2 separate regions of the Mus musculus genome follow, and region 2 is linked to region 1. Evidence: chromatin loops called from intact Hi-C (ENCODE). Cell type or tissue: left cerebral cortex. All regions are shown on one strand. Links, peaks and the distances in the headings refer to the core of each region. The heading gives the core; the rest is flanking DNA. Region 1 has its middle 290 kb from the start of Gm30904. Region 2 has its middle 44 kb from the start of Gm30904.

The links. A loop is a pair of places that touch in the nucleus more often than their neighbours do. Peaks named below come from ENCODE experiments on the same cell type or tissue, not always from the same donor. Only the 100,000 strongest peaks of a DNase experiment are listed, where the experiment ranks them.
Region 2: it touches region 1 in a loop (6-fold over the local background); 5 of 42 quality-filtered maps call a loop at or near these places.

The regions. Positions count from the first base shown.
Region 1 is chr2:8,632,877-8,642,046 of GRCm38, reverse strand. No RefSeq gene overlaps it. Among named protein-coding and RNA genes, the nearest start is that of Gm30904, 290 kb to the right of the region's middle. In left cerebral cortex, for the core only: CTCF peaks have their summits at 2,567 (motif pointing right) and 3,705 (motif pointing right); DNase peaks (open chromatin) are centred at 2,567, 3,354 and 3,774; H3K27ac peaks cover 466 bases.
Region 2 is chr2:8,384,442-8,393,611 of GRCm38, reverse strand. No RefSeq gene overlaps it. Among named protein-coding and RNA genes, the nearest start is that of Gm30904, 44 kb to the right of the region's middle. In left cerebral cortex, for the core only: no CTCF peak of the experiment used is centred there; a DNase peak (open chromatin) is centred at 3,915; H3K27ac peaks cover 656 bases.

The DNA.
Region 1 (9,170 bases), core at 437-8,436:
TCTTAGTTAGGGTTTCTATTCCTGCACAAACATCATGGCCACGAAGCAGTTGGGGAGGAAAGGGTTTATTCAGCTTACTCTTCCACATTGCTGTTCATCACCAAAGGAAGTCAGGACTGGAACTCAAGCAGGTCAGGAAGCACTAGCTGATGCAGAGGCCATGGAGGGATGTTCTTTACTGGCTTGCTTCCTCTGGCTTGCTCAGCCTGCTCTCTTATAGAACCAAGACTACCAGCCCAGAGATGGCACCACCCACAAGGGGCCTTTCCCCCTTGATCACTAATTGAGGAAATGCCTTACAGTTGGATCTCATGGAGGCATTTCCTCAACTGAAGCTCCTTTCTCTGTGATAACTCCAGCTGTGTCAAGTTGACACAAAACTAGCCAGCACAATACGCTTATACATAATTAATAACTATTCCTTATTAAAATATAACCTCATATGGTTTGAGACACTGTGGAGGAGCCCAAAGGTAATAAGGCTTAGTGAAGTAACTCAGACACAGAAGACAAATACCTTAAACAGTCATTTCTGTAGGTGATAGTTCAGCTGGAAAAACTGAACTCAGAGAAGAGCCATGAATGATTGTCTCCCAGGGGCTGGGAGTTTGAAGAAGTTTTAGATGATAGCAGAGGATCTAGGAGGAGAAGCATCTGCAGGTCTGTTATATGGGGGGAAGGCTGCTGATATTGATAAGCTATGATGAACTGGGAACTTGCTAGCAAAATGCACCTTAAATGTCATTAAAATAACTATTCGAGTGGAATGGTGATTTCATTAGCTTGATATTAGGCATTCCTCAGAATATATCCACAGCAAATATCTCATTTTACACTTTAAACTTTCAAGTTTTGGGGGGAAGTAGATTTTAAGAACGATTACAGAAAAATATATTGAGAGAAAGCTTTTTTAGAAGTTAAAGCTCCAAATAAACTTGAAACCCCTAAAAGCAGCATGCAACACTGTGACACATTTAAGTCTGGGTTCTAGGCACTGCTATAGGAACTCCTGGGATGGCAGATAATTTATGTAAAACATTCCTTTTTCCAGGCTTGGTGGTGTAGGTCTGGAATATCAGTTACTTGGGAGACTGAGGCATGGGGACTATATATTCAAGGCCCTCCTGTGGTACATAGTGAGTTCAAGACCAGTGTGAGAAACTATGAGATTCTTTTTCAAAATAAGAGAGGAGAGTGCTGAGGCGGTTTCTCACCAGCAGAGCTCCAGATTCTCAGCTACAAGGCTCTACTTCAATCCATAGCAAAAACACACAGACAGACAGAAAGACAGACAGACAGACAGATGAAGGGTAGGAGAGGGAGAGAGAGAGAGAGAGAGAGAGAGAGAGAGAGAGAGAGAGAGAGAGAGAGAGAGATTCAAACTATTGACGATCATTGGATGCTTTTAATCAATAATGTTATTTAGACACAGCTCTTATGACTAACCCACATAACCTACTAGCTTTGGCTAGAGTGGATCATGTAAGGAATCTCAGATGCTACTTTCAAGGACTGAGTACTGTTGGCATAATAATTTGCATCATTGCTTATTATCTCTCCATTGAGTCATCTTTGTAGTGATTTGAGTTCTTAGATGATTGTCAGCCGTAGAGCTTCTGGCTTCAGTAATCCCCGCAGTCCTTCACGTGGGTTTTTCATAGCAGCTTAAAACTATGATAGTTGATACTGGCCTCACTAATCCTGATTCTTATGCGATGTCTCTAAAGGTGGACATGCTGGCGAATGGCACTTGGGAGGCTCCTCTATCCACTCTGCTTTTTCTCACTTCTGGCCAAGCAAGATGAGTAATTCTATCCACACTTCCACTTCCAGGTTTATTTCCAATCCCTAGCGGCCACTAATGATATCACCATTTTATTGTCAGAATAATATTTAAAGACAACTTGGTTGCTTTTCAATGCCTCTCCCCTGAGAAGTTAATTACTTGGCTCTAACAACAACATAGATCTTGAAAGCATTACTTAATTCTCAGGTTTTATTTTTTGGGTTATTCATGCTTAGATTTTATATGTGCTGAACAATAAACTGATAGCTGAAATAATAGTTTCTTTTTTTTTAACTTTAATGGTTCTTAACTCTTAATACTCTAAATATATGGCTATATTCTTACTACACATCATTAGAAAATGGAATGAAGAAACAGAAAGTAGGGAGGTGTGAGAATGATGGGAGATTGGAGAGAGGGTGGGGTGTGGAGAGAGAGACCATGACTTTTCCCAAATGTTACATGAATATTTTTATTGCATGCTATCCACAACTTTCATTTCAAGCTTTCCTGAGCTAAATGGAATTCAGTAAATGATTCTAAACATTGATTGTCTCTCATTGATAAAATTTGATTTTTAAAAAGATTTATTTTCATTTTGTTTATGAGAGAGAGAGAGAGAGAGAGAGAGAGAAGGGGAGAGGGAGAGAAATAGAGAGAGGGGAAAGAGAGAGAGAGAGAGAGAGAGAGAGAGAGAGCGAGCGAGAGAGGAGAGAGACCAAGACAGATCTAGAGGCACAGAGGCATGTGTGTGAGTACCCATGGAGACCAGCAGAGGGCATTAGATCCCTTGAAGCTGGAGTTACAGGTGGCTGTAAGATGCCTTACTTAAGTCTTGGGAACTAAAGTTAGGTCTTATGGAAGAGAAAAACGTATTTAGCCACTATACTTTCTCTCCAGCCCAATAGAGTGTGTTTTCATTTCACCATTCTAAGAACTCCTAGCAAACTAAAGTTCTTTTCTTACTCACATAATTTTTCTCTTCCTTAAGAAGAGAGGCCCATTGAACTTGCAAACTTTATATGCCCCAGTACAGGGGAACGCCAGGGCCAAAAAGGGGGAGTGGGTGGGTAGGGGAGTAGGGGGGGTGGGTATGGGGGACTTTTGGGATAGCATTGGAAATGTAAATGAGGAAAATACCTAATTAAAAAAAAGATTAAGTGAGAAAAAAAAAGAATGTGTGTCTCATTTTATCTTTCATAAGAATGTAGCTGTGGGATGGAGAACAGTCAAATAATATTGGCAAAAGGGGGGCACTGACTAATCAGAGATAAATGAAAATTAACCTACTTTCTAACCCAAGAAAGACAGGAGCAAGTATGAGAACTCTAAAGAAGTAATGCCTCTATCTCTGTTTTCCTAAAATACAATGTGGAAAAAGATATGTGATAGTTAGGGTTGATGGTCATCTTGAGAGGCTCTGGAATCACGCAGAAGCCAACCTCCAGGAACCCAGGAGATCCTGTGTAGGAGGGAAGCAGTGCGGTACCATTTGAGTACTTAACATAGAGAGGAGGAAGCTAGCTGAGCAGGAAGAACCATTACTCTCTCCTTCCTCTCTGCAGATGCAATCTGACCAACTGACTCAAACTCCCAGCCCTGGGACATGTATTCCACACTGCCTGATGACAGTGTCCTCAGAGTGCTAGCCCAATTCATGTCTTTCTTCTTTAAGTTATTTTTCTCAGGGTATTTTACTACAGTGACAGAAAATATAACTAAGACAAGGAGTTACTATCCTTAGCAATTCTGAAATTTAAAAACAACCACTAGTCCTCATCTTTTATATTTAATATATTGAAATATGATTATTATTGATATTTTTCATCTTATGTAGTCAAAGGCACAAAGGAAATCTTTCTTCCAACATTGCAAGATAAACACCTGCAGAATGCATGAAGATCCTGCAATATCAGCAGAGGGCAGCAGAAAGCTTTTTCACTTGTTTGCTGCACAGCTGCCTTTATTTCTGCCGTTTTAACTTTGTGTATACAGCAGTCATTGAGTTGTTGAGCTGAATACGCGCAGAAGTGCATGGAATCTGTTTGATCTAAGTCCCCTCCTCTTCCCCGTAAGTTCTGCAGTAGCACACCGTGTTACAAGAGAAACATTCGCACGTTTAAAGCTTATTTGGTATAAACTATGAAATACCAAAAGGAAGCAGCCTTGCCTTTGGAGCTGCTTGCATTCTTAACATGGGAAACTCAAGTTTATGGGAACCATTCTCAGATCAGATAAGACGTGACTTTTTCCAGGATTCTTCTTTAGTGACTTTGCATTTACCAGTATGTGTATGTGCTAGACTAAGCCTGTTCCTGTTTAAAAAAAAAAAAGAATAGAAGTTTTACTTTCTCTAATGTCTATTTATCATACTTGTTCAAATATTCATGAGAAATATATGTTCCAGATAGAAAAAAAATTAGGTGTGTAAAAGATTTAGTTTTAATATTTCTCAAGTCATTCAACACTATGCTGTCTTTTATGACTGTAAAAGTAATTCTCATTGTCTTTTTTTTTATAAATGTCAGATAGAAAATTACATCTTGTATATTATAGAAAACGGCACTATTATTTCTTACTGTGTCATTTAACTCTCATCAAATCTATTGAATTCAACGAATGATGGCATTTTGGTTAGGATAAAGACTTTATGATGTTCTAGGATTGCTGCAGAGAGAGCACTGAATTAATTATTTGAAAATCTGTAACATGAGTGAGGGCAATGTTCAGCTGACCAGACAGCATGGGGTTTGGGTTCAGATGGCCAGCATCCACATTAGAGTAGGACATGAAAGAATGTGTCTGTAACTCCAGGGCTGAGGGAGCAGAGACAAGATGATACACTGAGCTCAGTGGCCAGCCATCCTGAGTGAACTGCTGAGTTGTGGCTCAGAGGATACCATAGACGACATCATAGTTTACCAAGGACAACATCCTCTAGCCTTTGTATCCACTGAGTCAAGCATATACATGCGAGTGCATCTGGATTTTCAGGTGCATAATCAGAAACTGAGTTGAATATCCACATTTTTCCCTGCTTCTTCACCATGGATCTAACGAGTCACCTCAAGCTCCAGCTACCTTGACTGTCCAGCCATGATGGATTATACCCTCAAACTCAGAGCCTAAATAAACATTTTTTTCCTTGAGTTGCTTTGATCATTTACTTTGTCCTGGTAATGAGAAAAGTATTTAAAAGAGCTGCCATCCTTAACAAACTTACTTTATTGTATTGAGTTATCAGTTTTTCCTTCAAAAATTAAAGTGGGCCTACTGATTACTAGTGTAGACAGCCTGTCCATACCTTAGGACACGGGACATGGGGACAGCAACCATTTATGTTGGTATTAGTGCTATGGTGATAAACAGCTAGGTAACAAAATGTAGCAGATGCTGCAGGGATGGAAAGTGATTTGTAGCAGGTAGCAAAAACAAGCAAGGATACACATCCAACCACACTGTTCTTGTCCATCTATTCAAAGGAACATTTAATTCCGAGCCAGTACATCTAATTTATATTCTCATTTTTAAAACAATCATTTGTTACTCTGAACCCCAGTTTTGCAATTGTCATTTTCTATGCAGAGTTTATCATTATTCCTCATCAGACTGTTAGTGTCTATGAGTTCCATGGTAATGGAACCTTTTTTGTTTCTGAATGGTAGCTTGTGTGATTGTTTTTACTCTCATAGTCAATCTAACTAGATGCAAATCCATTTTATAATCTTTTCAAAGAACAGTTTTTTATTGATTATCTCTATTATATTTATGTTAATTTTATTGACATCTGCTTTAATTTTGCATTTAAAATCTGTTTGCTTTGGGCTTCATATGTTTGTCCTCTAGATTTCTGAAGTGGAAGACCAACCTGGCAGTTTCAGCTTTTCTCTTTTTTTCTAGAACAGCATGTCCATTCTGTATTACCAACTGCCCGCAACACGCTGCTCTTGCTGCACCCCACCAAGGCTGATGGACTGCCATTCTTCTCTAGTTAGGCTTTGGGGCCAGAGAGTAGCTGGCAATAGTGTGGGTTATTTTCTAATAATACCTGCAACACTCCATGAGTCTTGTCTCAACACACAAGTATGACTTAGCAAAATTCCACATGAATCAGTCCCAGCTGGTATCACTCTGCCAATCAGCCAGAGTTTGCTGTGGAAGCTGCAAGAAGCTGCAGCACATGACCAGAAGTTTTTGGTGTGTTTCTCTCTATGGAGTCCCAACAAATGGAGCTTAACTATTTAATGTAAGATGGACCAATACATGCATGCCTTTAGCAAATAACCCTCCACCATGTGTCCTTTATGTGCTTGCTTTAGCAGAACACCATTTCACCCATGTCTGCTTTAGCAAAGCATACTTTCACTTGTGTCTGCTTTAGGAAAACACTCCATCCCATGTTTGCCCAACAAAACACCATCCGACACAACTTACTTTACACTTCGCAGTCACATACACACATCTAAATAAATAAATCTAAAATAAACTTCTACTATGCTTCTCTTAAATCATCTTTCCCCTTTTTTTTAACAATGTGAATTTTTTGTCTTATTATTTGAAGAGTGCTTTAAATTAAGGTTTTTTTTGTTTTTTTTTTTTTTTTATGGAGAAAATACTTATGTCTCTTTCATTTAGTAGGGACATTTTCTTTCAATATGGACTCCTTCACTTTTGTTTTTTCTTTAATCCCTACTAAATTCTTTCTATACTCTTTTCAATGGCGAATTGAAACTATATTAAAATAACTCTGATTCTTCTTTCTCTCTGTATAATATTTCACTTCTTTGGTTTTTGTTTGTTTCTATTAGATATGGGCTAGTTTTTCAGTTTTTTTTTTAGTGTTCTCTGGGTCTCCAAAGTCCTTGGTTTTATGCCTATAGTTCATTTTGGTAAAAATCATTTTGGCTATGAAAATTGCAGATTTTTCTTGCCTTCTTTTGATGTTTTCACCATCCTCACACCACTTTACACTTCTATCTTTCTTATATAAATATAGTATGCAGTAAGCACAGCTTGAGCTCAGGTAACGTATGCGTGTAGCATAAGTTGGTCAGTGAACCTGTGTTGAACAAGGTCTTTTTTTTAGGGGTCAGGTAGCTCTTGCTGATATAGATGTCTTCCAAGAAGACATAGGATAAATTTCTAATGTTGGCAGTTGTTTAGCTTGGGGATGAAGCATAGTGGTACTGCAGCGCACTGGTCAACCCTTGATATAGGATTAAATGGTGCCTACCAATCTTATTTCCCCTTGGCTTTATTTTCACAGAGGCAATGGAGAGTTGGACCAAAATGTTAGCCTCTTGAGTGAGGTAACCCAATCACAAAAGAACACACATGATATGCACTCACTGATCAGCAATATTAGCCCAGAAGCTCAGAATCCTTGTTAGAAGGGGGAACAAAATACCCATGAAAGGAGTTACAGAGACAAAGTTCAGAGCAGGGGCTGAAGGAATGACCATCCAGAGACTGTCCCTCTTGGGGATCCATACCATAAATAACCACTAAACCCAGACACTATGGTAGATGCCAACAAGAGCCTGCTGACAGGAGCCTGATTTAGCTGTCTCCTGAGGGCCTTTGCCAGTGCCTGTCAAATACAGAGGTGGATGCTCACAATCATCTATTGGATGCAGCACAAGGTCCCCAATGAAGGAGCTAGAGAAAGTACCCAAGGAGCTGAAGGGGTCTGAAGCCCCATGGGAGGAACAACAATATGAACTAACCAGTATCCCCAGAGCTCCTTGGAACTAAATCACCAATCAAAGAAAACAGATGGTGGAATTTGTGGCTCTAGCTGCATATGTAGCAGAGGACAGCCTAGTCTGTCATCAGTGGGAGGAGAGGCCCTAGGCCCTGTGAAGGTTCTCTGCCACAGTATAGGGGAATGCCAGGACTGGGAATGGGAGTGGGTCGGTTGGGGAGCAGGGGCATGGGGGAGGGAATAAGGAATTTTCAGAGGGGAAACTAGGAAAGGGGATAATATTTGAAATGTAAATAAAGAAAATATCTTTAAAAAAAAGAGGAAAAAATGTTAGCCCCTTGAATGGCAGTACCTACTTCTTTGCAATAGTAACATCCATACTGGGTTTCCACTATAGTCCCCAGTGGCTTGACTCTGATCTACTGCACAGCTAGACCGTGATGCTACACAGATGTGATCATCAAACCACCCACCTTGAGGGATGTCCTCAAGGAAAACTCAATCATCTCAGACAATTTAATGGGCAGGAAGAAAAGACAAATCTTAAGGAACTTGATCTTCATATTTCTGATCCCATGTCCCAGCTTGGTGACAGTGATCCATTCTCTGTCTTTGACCTTGTCACATGGTATTTAGTATTGCTGATCACAGATGTTATTGTATTCCCTGATGCCATTGCTGATGTCTGGCAATAAGTGTTACCTCCTACACCTGTATCCCAGGGCTCCCAAGGCTGCTACTCTGCCATCAATCACCATCTATGGTTTTCCCAGAAAACTCTTCTCAGTCTCTCCATACTTCTTAGATTTGTTTTTCCTTTCCTTGTTGTATCTCTGTTTAGAAATTTTATGACAGCATTATCCTCAAGTTTGGTACGTTCTTTTTGTCCTTGTCCCATATTCTAACGTGTCCATTCCAAGCCCTACTTAGCTTGTTTGTTTAACTCGTTTTTATGTCCTACATCACTTCTCATTGCTTTATGCGAACTTCCAGTTCTCCTTTGTGTTTCAATATACTCCACTTTCTCCTTATGAATCCTTAACATACCAAGCAATGCTAATTATTTTAATTTGCCCATCTGATAATTCTAAATTTGAATTTAGTTGTTTTGATTACTTGAGATTTTCAGACTTTTAAATTTTTCATTTTAGCACATTGTAATTTCACTTGAAAGCTGGCATAAGATTTTGAAAAGTGGGAGACTTATAAGCTTTAGTTTGAGTTTTTATTTTAACCCAGGCAGGAGCTTGGCTCTGTGTAATTCATGTGGTAGGTATAGATGCCAAAGGCTTAAGATTTTGTAGTATCTTTCTATTTCAAGTTGTCTGTGCTTCTTTAAGAACATTTTCTTAAATTCAGTCCATTTTACACCAATTTCAGTTTTAATCCATCTCATTAGAGCTTGTTACTATGACAGGCTAGCAGGGAGAAGAAATAATATATGACATTGGAAATAAAGACAGAGAATTTGGGGGAAAGGTTGAGGTTATGATACTCACAAAGTTTTTTGTTCCAACTCTTATTTCTTTAGCTTATGGGAGAAAGGAAATTCAGAGGGAACTGTGTGTTGAGTGCTGGCTCATGCCATGGGGAAAAGGAGATGAGAATCTGTCCTAGAGGAGAGAATTTTGTTAAGACAATTAATCTGGAGAGATTTCCAAAGGGTGACTGTCCCTTCTT
Region 2 (9,170 bases), core at 688-8,687, 250 kb after region 1:
CCTTCTTGGTAACCTGTATATCAAAGTATGATCTTAGGTCTTGGAACAAACTGTTTCAGTCTGTTATAAGCATTTATCTACAGTCTCCCAGGAAAAGAAAAAGAACCGCAGTTATTGTAAGTCAGGGCTCTGAGAAATTCTATTGGAGCAAAGCAAACACACTAAAGATGTATTTAAGGCCTCTCAGAAAGATCTTCACCCACAAATTGTAGATGGGATATCACATTACTTTATGCTTTATGCTCTGTCATGGTAACTGAAAGCTTGCCCTAACAACCTTTTTTGTTTATTTTAGCAAGGAAATTTCAAAGTAGCTAGCTACATTTCCTTGGACTTTTGGCAACTGTTTCAAAGGCTTTGTTTTGGGAGGCCTATTATCAATTCACACATTTCTGTAACCCAGTGTAACATCATTGCTAATATAATGAGAATAAATACTTATTAACACTCAAAGCAGTAATTGCTGTGAATTTTGTATGCATAGTGGTTACAATCCACCAATATAAGAAGGTCAGCTAATATAATAAGGGGGAAAGAGAGTATAAAATTACAATATGAACACAGTGAGAATAACACATTAAGGACCCAACACAAAATTAGACGTTACAAATAGATTCACAATGAAAGCATAAAGGATACTGTACATTCTGAGACAAAATGGTGTAGGGATGTGTTGCAAGGCTGAAATGCTTTTAGAATCCTAAGACCTAGCCATGGTTTGGATGCAACCTGGGGTCCACTTGGGAAGGTCGTGGTACTCAAGCTGGAATCTTTGAGAGATGCTGTGGACCTTAGCAGGCCACTAGTCACTAATGGCCAAGTGTCACTGCAGGCCATTAGTTGATCCAGGACATCCTCTCTCTGGGTATTGCAACATCTCGATTATTTTCTTTCTCCTTTTGCTTTTTTGGTTTATGAGGTGGTCCATTTGCTCCCCTCTGAGCTCCTTCTAGCATTGTCTCAATTGTCAGAGAAGAAATCTGTTAGAGAATTTAACCGGGGCCAGAAACCCTCACTTCAAACATGTGAGCTAAAATAAATATTTTTTTATACACTAATTAATTCAGGTGCTTCATTTACACAAGATAAACTGACCAACATAAATTCCGTTCTTTGTAAAATGTGCTAAAATCTGCATATGATGTGGTGCCTCCAGCAATTCCTCATGTTTTCCCTGTAACTGAGTATATCAACACTTTAAAACTATGACTGAGTTTTATAAGGAAAATAACTTGACACTGAAAATGCCTTGAAATCCAAGCTAATTGTCAGAATGACATATTGCTTTTCATTTTACTTCTCCTCTTGTCTTTTATAAATGCCACTTAGCACTGGGTAGAAAGCTGGACAGACCACATATTTCTGTTCCATCTTCATCAGCACCAATGAATATACTGATTGTAGGTTCCACATCCAGTGGCATATGAAGTCCCAAGGGAAAAATAACAAACAAAAACCAAACAAAATAACAAGACAAAACACTACTCCTTCACTAAAAAACTTTAAACAGTGAAGTTCGAGTTTACATAAATGAACAAGGAAGAACTGGGAGATTTTTCCTACACAATGTTCAAAACTTACAAAGCATAATGGAAATTTGACTTTGGACCTCTTCTACTCTGAAATAGTGAGATGATAAATTTTTATTCAGTTTCCTCATCTAGTGTACTTTGATATGGAAGCACAGGTAACTAATGCAGAATAAAATTATATTTATTTTCCTTTTTTGTAGAAAATCCCAAAACCAAACAAACAACCTCCCAAAGAACTATCATAAAATCATTTAGAAGAAAATACGTAAATCTTTGAAACTCCCACAATACAAGGTCAATATGTGTAAGTGAGTTTCAGCCCTAGATATTTATAGTGAAAAATTAAACATAAGCAACTAAAATACTATTTAGAATCTGTGACTACTAAATATTTAAGGATAAAATGTTATTCTGCGTGTGTGATTCTTACAATGGAAGTGAAACTGTATGTGGTAAGCAAATGGAAAATTAATATATTATGCCACATATTGAAAGGTTCAATAGTGAAATCAAACCCTGAGGTTCATTGCCCTTTCTATCAGAAATGGAGCAGACTCTTTGTTTCCTTTAGTTTGTAAAAATCAGCAGTCTGATTTTCAATGAACACTGGAATTCAACTGGTAGTAACAAAAAACCTTTTAAAACAATGGAGATACAAAGTTTGCACTAACCAATGTCAAGGTTTCCCATAGAGTTAATTTGTACATAATGAATACCACAGCATGAATAGATGATTTGCTTAGTGGAATAGATGATCTAGAAATAGGCTTCAATAGATACTTGATATTTAAATAAATTCACGCTAGTAGTTGACTTTTCATATTTATGAAAAACATTGAGAGAGAAAACTAATGGAGGAAATAATTATTTTAGCCTTGTAATTTCAGACATTGTAGTTTTTGTCCTTGAAATTTTTTTTTTTTATCAGAGTCAAAGTCTTGCTGTGCTGACCAGGCTGCCTTTGAAAGCATTCCATAGTCTACCACGTTGGCTGCCATCTCAGCATCTCTACTTCATTGTCCCAAGTGCTCTGGTTTCAAAGGTGGGCTCCATTACTGCATATGTGAGGCCAGATTGAACATCACAAGCAAGTGGAGGAGCAAAATAAAACAGACAAAAGCCAGAGTGAAAAGAGTGTGCCATAAGTTGAGGCAGGCCATGTAAATTTCCCCTTGGTACCTTGCTAAGCCTTATTTCCAAAAGATTCTATCATTTTCAGTAATACATCAAACTATAAATCCACTGTTTATGTCCGAGCTTTAGTGATATAATTGTGTCTCAGTAACTGAATAGCAAACTGTAGCTTTGTGGGGGTGGGGGAGCATTTAATTGCCACACCATAACTAGTTCCTATGGGATTATTTAAGAAAATATCAATATGTTAACTAGTGGTGTTGGAAAATTGAATTTTCACAGAAAATAAAATTAACCAAACCAACGTTTTATCTAAAAATGTAAGTGAATTGAGGTAAATTGTACATAAAACTAGAATTCTAAAACACATAGGAAAGTATTAAAGAAACCACTATGCAACTGGATTATGTGAGAGAAAATGTGATAAAACAAAAGGTAAGACTTCTAAAAGTAAAGCCATAACTGTGGCATTATCAACTTTATATCTTCAAAAGAAATTTTAAAAGCAGATGTAGCCATATAAGCAGAGAAAACGATTCATGGGATCGGAGGTTATGTGCCAATTATATCTCTAAATACTAGCATTGTCAAGAAGTCTGAATGGTACTTTTCATAAGACAATAGATGCACAGGGCTTTCAAAGGGAAAAGACTTAACATTATCATTCATTACAAAAATGCAAATTCAAAGTCATCATGGGGTACTCCCCATACTTAATAGCGAGACAGAAATGAAAATGCTCAAAATACCCAATGGTGGGAAGAATGTCAAAAACAAAAACACTTCGCGAATCATAGTGTCGATGCAAACTCTAACAATCTCTTTGGGAGACAATTACAGTTCTATAACATTAGATATGTGTTCTTTCATATAGGAAAGCAGTGCTAATCCAAGGGAGGAAATGTGCCTTAAGCCCATACAAGGACTCATTCATGGATAAGAAATGGTACTTGTAACAGCTGCTAAATGAGGATTTTTCAAATGTCCATCAACTGATAAGCAGAATTTTAAAACTGCTATGTATATACAGCTATAGCCATAAAAAGGAAGTTATAATGCTGCACCATCCCATAGTCCAGATTCCTCTTGCAAATAAATCAAGTAAATAAAGAGACACAGAATTTGAGACAATTATTCCTCTAACAAAATGAAGATGGCAGTGTCCGGATGTTAAATTTTGCCATAATCTAAGCACAGAGGAAAGGTCTGAGTCTCAGATGGTGAGGAGGACGTTGTGGGCTATAAATATGTCCAATATTGTGGCTGAGATGAATAGTGTGAGACTGTACAACTGTCAAAATTCACTTAAAGCTTAAAAATAAAACCTCTTACACTTTTTAAGTGTATACTTCTGAGGTTTGTGATGTGCCTGACAGGGTCAAGTATTTGAAGTCATCAGCTTTTGGTGGTATTTGGAGATACTGTGGACACTTTAGGAGGTGGAACCTCTCTGGTGGTAATGAATCTCGGGAGAGGGGTGATTTAAACTTTTACTGTCTGCATCTACTTCCTGTCAAGTCTTTGCTCCTTATTATACTAAGATATGAGATGAGGCATTCTAGCTATACTCCTGACAACATGAAGGTTCCTGTTGCCAAACATTGCTGACAAGACTCATTTTACCTTCTCAAAACATAAGCGGGATATACCTTTGTTCCTATTATAAATAGCTTCTTGTTAGGGGCTTTGTCACAGCAATAAAAGTAGCTAATATAATACTTCAATGAAGTTGACCAGAATAATTAAAAATCAAAATTCATTATTTATATCCCAATTTAAAACAAATATTCATTTTCTATCATTTTTATTAATATTTAGAACCAAATATTTTTATATACTTAATTGACCTACCTCCCCAGTCTTATTTTGCACTTGCTCTTAAAGATAACCTTCTTAATGAATCATATAAAAAACATTAAGTATTTGTTTAGCACCAAACAAACTAAAATTATTGTTCTCCCCTTATCATGGTACTGTAGAATAGTATATATTCTATATATAATTAAACCTATATGCAAAAAACAATCATGATATATATATATATGTATATATATAATGCATATAAACTGCATACACTATATATCTATTAAATATACTTGTATATCTAGCATATATACATATACTATATATGCTATATGTCTCTATATACTATATATTATAGTATATATACTACATAAGCTATATTTTATCATATATATTATGTTTCACATCATATATCATAAATATATGAACAAAAGGAAATGTGTGGCAGGTGATTGTGGAGGTGGTTGACCTCCCTCAGCGTCAGGATCTGTTTTAAGGATAGCTTTCCTAGTATTTGGTAATGACCTAAATGTCATGTGTGCCTCGAAGAAAACACCTCTAAAAAACACTAATGTTTGTGCAAAGTGCTGATTGTGTGGAACACTTGTGTGTCTACTCACAGCTTTTAGAATGGTCTGACTTAAAGTATCATTATGTCCTGAATTAAAATATCACTATTTTCTGATTTCTTGTTTCTCCCCAAAATTCAGGTGCAGAAACATAATGACGCAGGTGATGGTATTAGGAGTGAGAACACTTGAAAGTCAATCAGGTCATGAGTGCAAAGTCCTCATGAATGGTAATAGTCCCCTCACTACAGAAGAATCATAGCACTAACACCACCTGAAGATGCAGCAAGAAAGCACCATAGATAAACAGTTGCATGGCCCCTTTATATGAGAAAAATCAATTTTGGCTGACTCTTGTCATTCAGTTGAAGGCATTTTGTTGTGAATGCCTACAATGGACTGTGCAAATGTGGTTTACATAGTCAATGGGTATGAACATTAGGGAATCTCTTAAAGAATTGAGTGTAGCATATGAGTATAATGTGATTGAAAAAAAAAAAAAAAAAGCCCAGAGCGTGAGAAAGTAATGTAAAGAAAAGGAAGGAAGGGAAACAAAATGAAAGGTACAGTCTTTGTGGAAATATAATGACGGACCATAGTGCCCTCGAAAAGAATAACAGGAACTGCTTAAAGCTGAGTGGTGCTTACTCACTATCAGAGAGAGTTTATCATGAAGATATGCACATCGTTTAGAAAATAGCAGCATCACCCAAGTGTAAAATGTTGCTCATGTGCCTGAGATGTCAGCTGTAACTATGGTCAAACCCTGTAGCAATCAGGTGATTAGATAGATAGATAGATAGATAGATAGATAGATAGATAGATAGATAGATAGATAGATAGATAGATAGATAGGTGATGGATGGATAGATAGATAGCTGATAGATATAGATACTAAATACATGTAGTTTTCTTGGTGGTGTTTGAGACTGGTATTACCACATAGCCCTGGATGGCCTGGAATTCTCTATGTAGAGCAGGTTAGCCAGTCACAGGTAGAGATCTGCTGATCTCTGCTTGCTAAGCGTTGGGATAAAAATCCAGTGCCACCTCCCTCAGCATCAGGATCTGTTTTGAGAATAGCTTTCATAATATTTAGTGATGACCTAAATGTCGTAGATTAGGACAGAAGAGCAATACCAAGTCCTATTGAAAGTCTCTGATCCCAATAGCAGCAAAGACAAAACAAAGATACCATTCCCTAAGCACAAACACTACCTTATTTTCAGATCTCCTCCAGCACCTATTTATTCTTGGTGTTAAGTTTAACCTCCCTTCTAATCTAAAAGCTTTTCCTGAGAACAAAATATCCAATAGAAAGCAGGTTTTCAGCCTCACAGGAATCGAAGCATATCCTTTTATTTCCAGAAATGCTACCTGCACTTTATGTTTCTTGTTTTCTTTTTCTTTTCCTCTTTTCAATTTTAAACGTGAAGAATGTTCTTCAGTCCACTTATGCCCGTGCCTATCTGAATCACCCCTCCTAAATTATTGAGAGGAAAATCTCAACAAATCTTTTCAGTTTGGTAATATGTGATATTTAAGGCTTTGAGATGTTTCAAAAAAAAAAAAAAAAAAAAAAGCAGCCCAAGAGAAACAAACCATGCATTCTTCAAATCATGTAGTCATTACACTTGTTCCTGCAGACTTCCACTTTGTGGCCTTTCAGTTTGGTTCAGGCTGACTTGTTTTTTGAGTAGGATGACTCTGCTGTTTATGTAGAACATGTTGATTTCATTTGAATATCAAATTTCAACTAAAAAAGCTCCTTAAAGCTCAGGCTACCCCTTGACACGGGTTTCACCCATGCTGTGTCATGAGACTTGTACCTGCAATGACAAGTTGCTCTGGGAGAGAATGCGAAAAATAAATGTCTTCACCGGAGACAACTGACAACTAATTTCACTTTTTTTCTGTGTAATTCAGAAATACTCTGCTCTTTTCTCAAGTAAGCCAAAGCTGAAGACAGATACAGAGAAGTCCATCCTCCACTGCCTCCTTGACTTGCTTTTCTGTTATCTTCCAATGGTCCCATAAAAACCGTATAGCAGATTATTTCTTTTTTCCATAAATATTTTCTAATTGTATCCTGTTGATCAATAACTACCAAAGTAAACCTTAAGACAATTAACATTACCTAAGTTAAATAATATCTATTTCAAATTCATATCAACAAACTTCCAAATACTTATAAAATTCATTATAATTCTCAACAAAGTAAAAGCCAATTAGGGAAAAATAAGGAAGCATTGATTTCACCCAGGTTGTCCAATATTCTTGACAATTTCCATGTCATTGGGAAGCTTTCCTAAAACAAACTCACAAAAGTTCCAGCAGTCAGAGATCATCCCTGCAAAGAACAACTGATCTTGCAGTGCTCACCCCTAACTGATGAATCTTCAACACTACTCCCCCACCTAAAATGTGGGGAACAGAAACATTGTAAGGGCCAAAGGACGTAAGTTTGCTGTGAGGTTATATCTCCTAGAAATGACGTGGAAATTTCAACAAAATGGATATCTCCAATTCCTTTAACAATGACAATATCAATAGATTTGCTAACATGGAAGGGGGAAAAGTCATGGAGTCCTACCCCTAAACAGTGAGTTACAAGAAATTAACAAATGCTGAGAGTAGGAAAATCAGTCTTTCCCAGGTAGGAACCTTCTCTTAGGTTATCCAGTACTGAGTAACTGAGTGTAATATAATGTAATATAATGTAGCCATCAGCGGCTAAGGAGAACTGGGTTCCTGAAAGGAAAGCTGGGGCTGTATGGAATGGGCAGCAAGAAAAGAATGACACCAAAACAAAGTTTCTGATCAAGGCCCAATGTTTACTCTTTGAGTCTGAACTTAAAAAGGGAGGAGACCCATCCCACACTATGTCAGGATCTTCATTGCTTTATCAGAATCTCCTCAGGAAACCAAGCTCAGCCTCTCAGCAGGTAGTGGATTCTTGGAAGAAGCTGCAGATGTGACAGGACAATATGGAATGGAAGACTCCATTCCTGGTGGTCTAGCCAGCTGTGGCATAAACAAGGTCTTAATCAGCCTGCTCAAGCCTGGGGAAAGGCACAATAAAAGCAGAACTAAATAGATCTAGTAGGGTGTGTGTGTGTACACATATATGCATATATATAATGATATATTATATCATTAATGAGGAATAATCTCAGGGATCACTATGGAGAAGGTTGGAGTAAGAAGATTGAAGAAAATAATGTTATAAATATATTTTAATTTTAACATTTGCAAATAAAGAATAAGATTTACTAGTAAAATTTTTCTATCCTATTTTCTTTCTTTAGATTTCTTCTTCTTTTATGGTTATGTGTTTATGTTTGTGTCAATATACATACATGAACATATGTGTGCAGGAACCTGCAAAGGCTGAAAGAGGACATCAGAGCCCATGGAGGTGGAGTTGCAATCAGTAATGGTCATGGTCCAGAAGTGGGTGCTGAAAACTGACCCTGAGTCCACATCAAGATCAGCATGTGCTCCTAATTGATGACTTATTTCTGCAGCCTCCGTAATTTCTTTTTATTTCAATATTCTTGATAGTTAAGGATCAGCTCAAGATGTTGAATTTTTCTGTATTTCCTCTTGAAATCATTTTATGTATTTTTTTTTTCTGAGAATCATGACTAGTGTCAGGTCACTGGGCTTAGGTTAAACAGACAAAGAAACACAAATTTACAACTGAAATGTTACTTAAAATAGTGGGTGGGAGGGTATGGGGGACTTTTGGGATAGCATTGGAAATGTAAATGAGGAAAATACCTAATAAAAAAAAAAGAAAAAATAGTAATCACAGAATACCATTCCAAAAGTTCTACATTAGCTTTTATATATAAAGGTTTCATATTTGACAAGTATACTTGAGTTTTCAACAGGATATTCAAAATTCCTCATACTAAAAAATGGATAAATACTGATGTTTATCAAGAAATATGTATCTGAAAATAGTAGGAACTAGAGACTTGCCTGAAACAACATAGATTTATGGGAGATAATATCTGTTCAAAAGATTTCTAAAACCTCTGACAATGAACAAAGCTAATTTAATACTTGCTCGGTTACTTAACATTAATAACAATTTAAATAAAATACTTTCTTGTAGGTAACTATT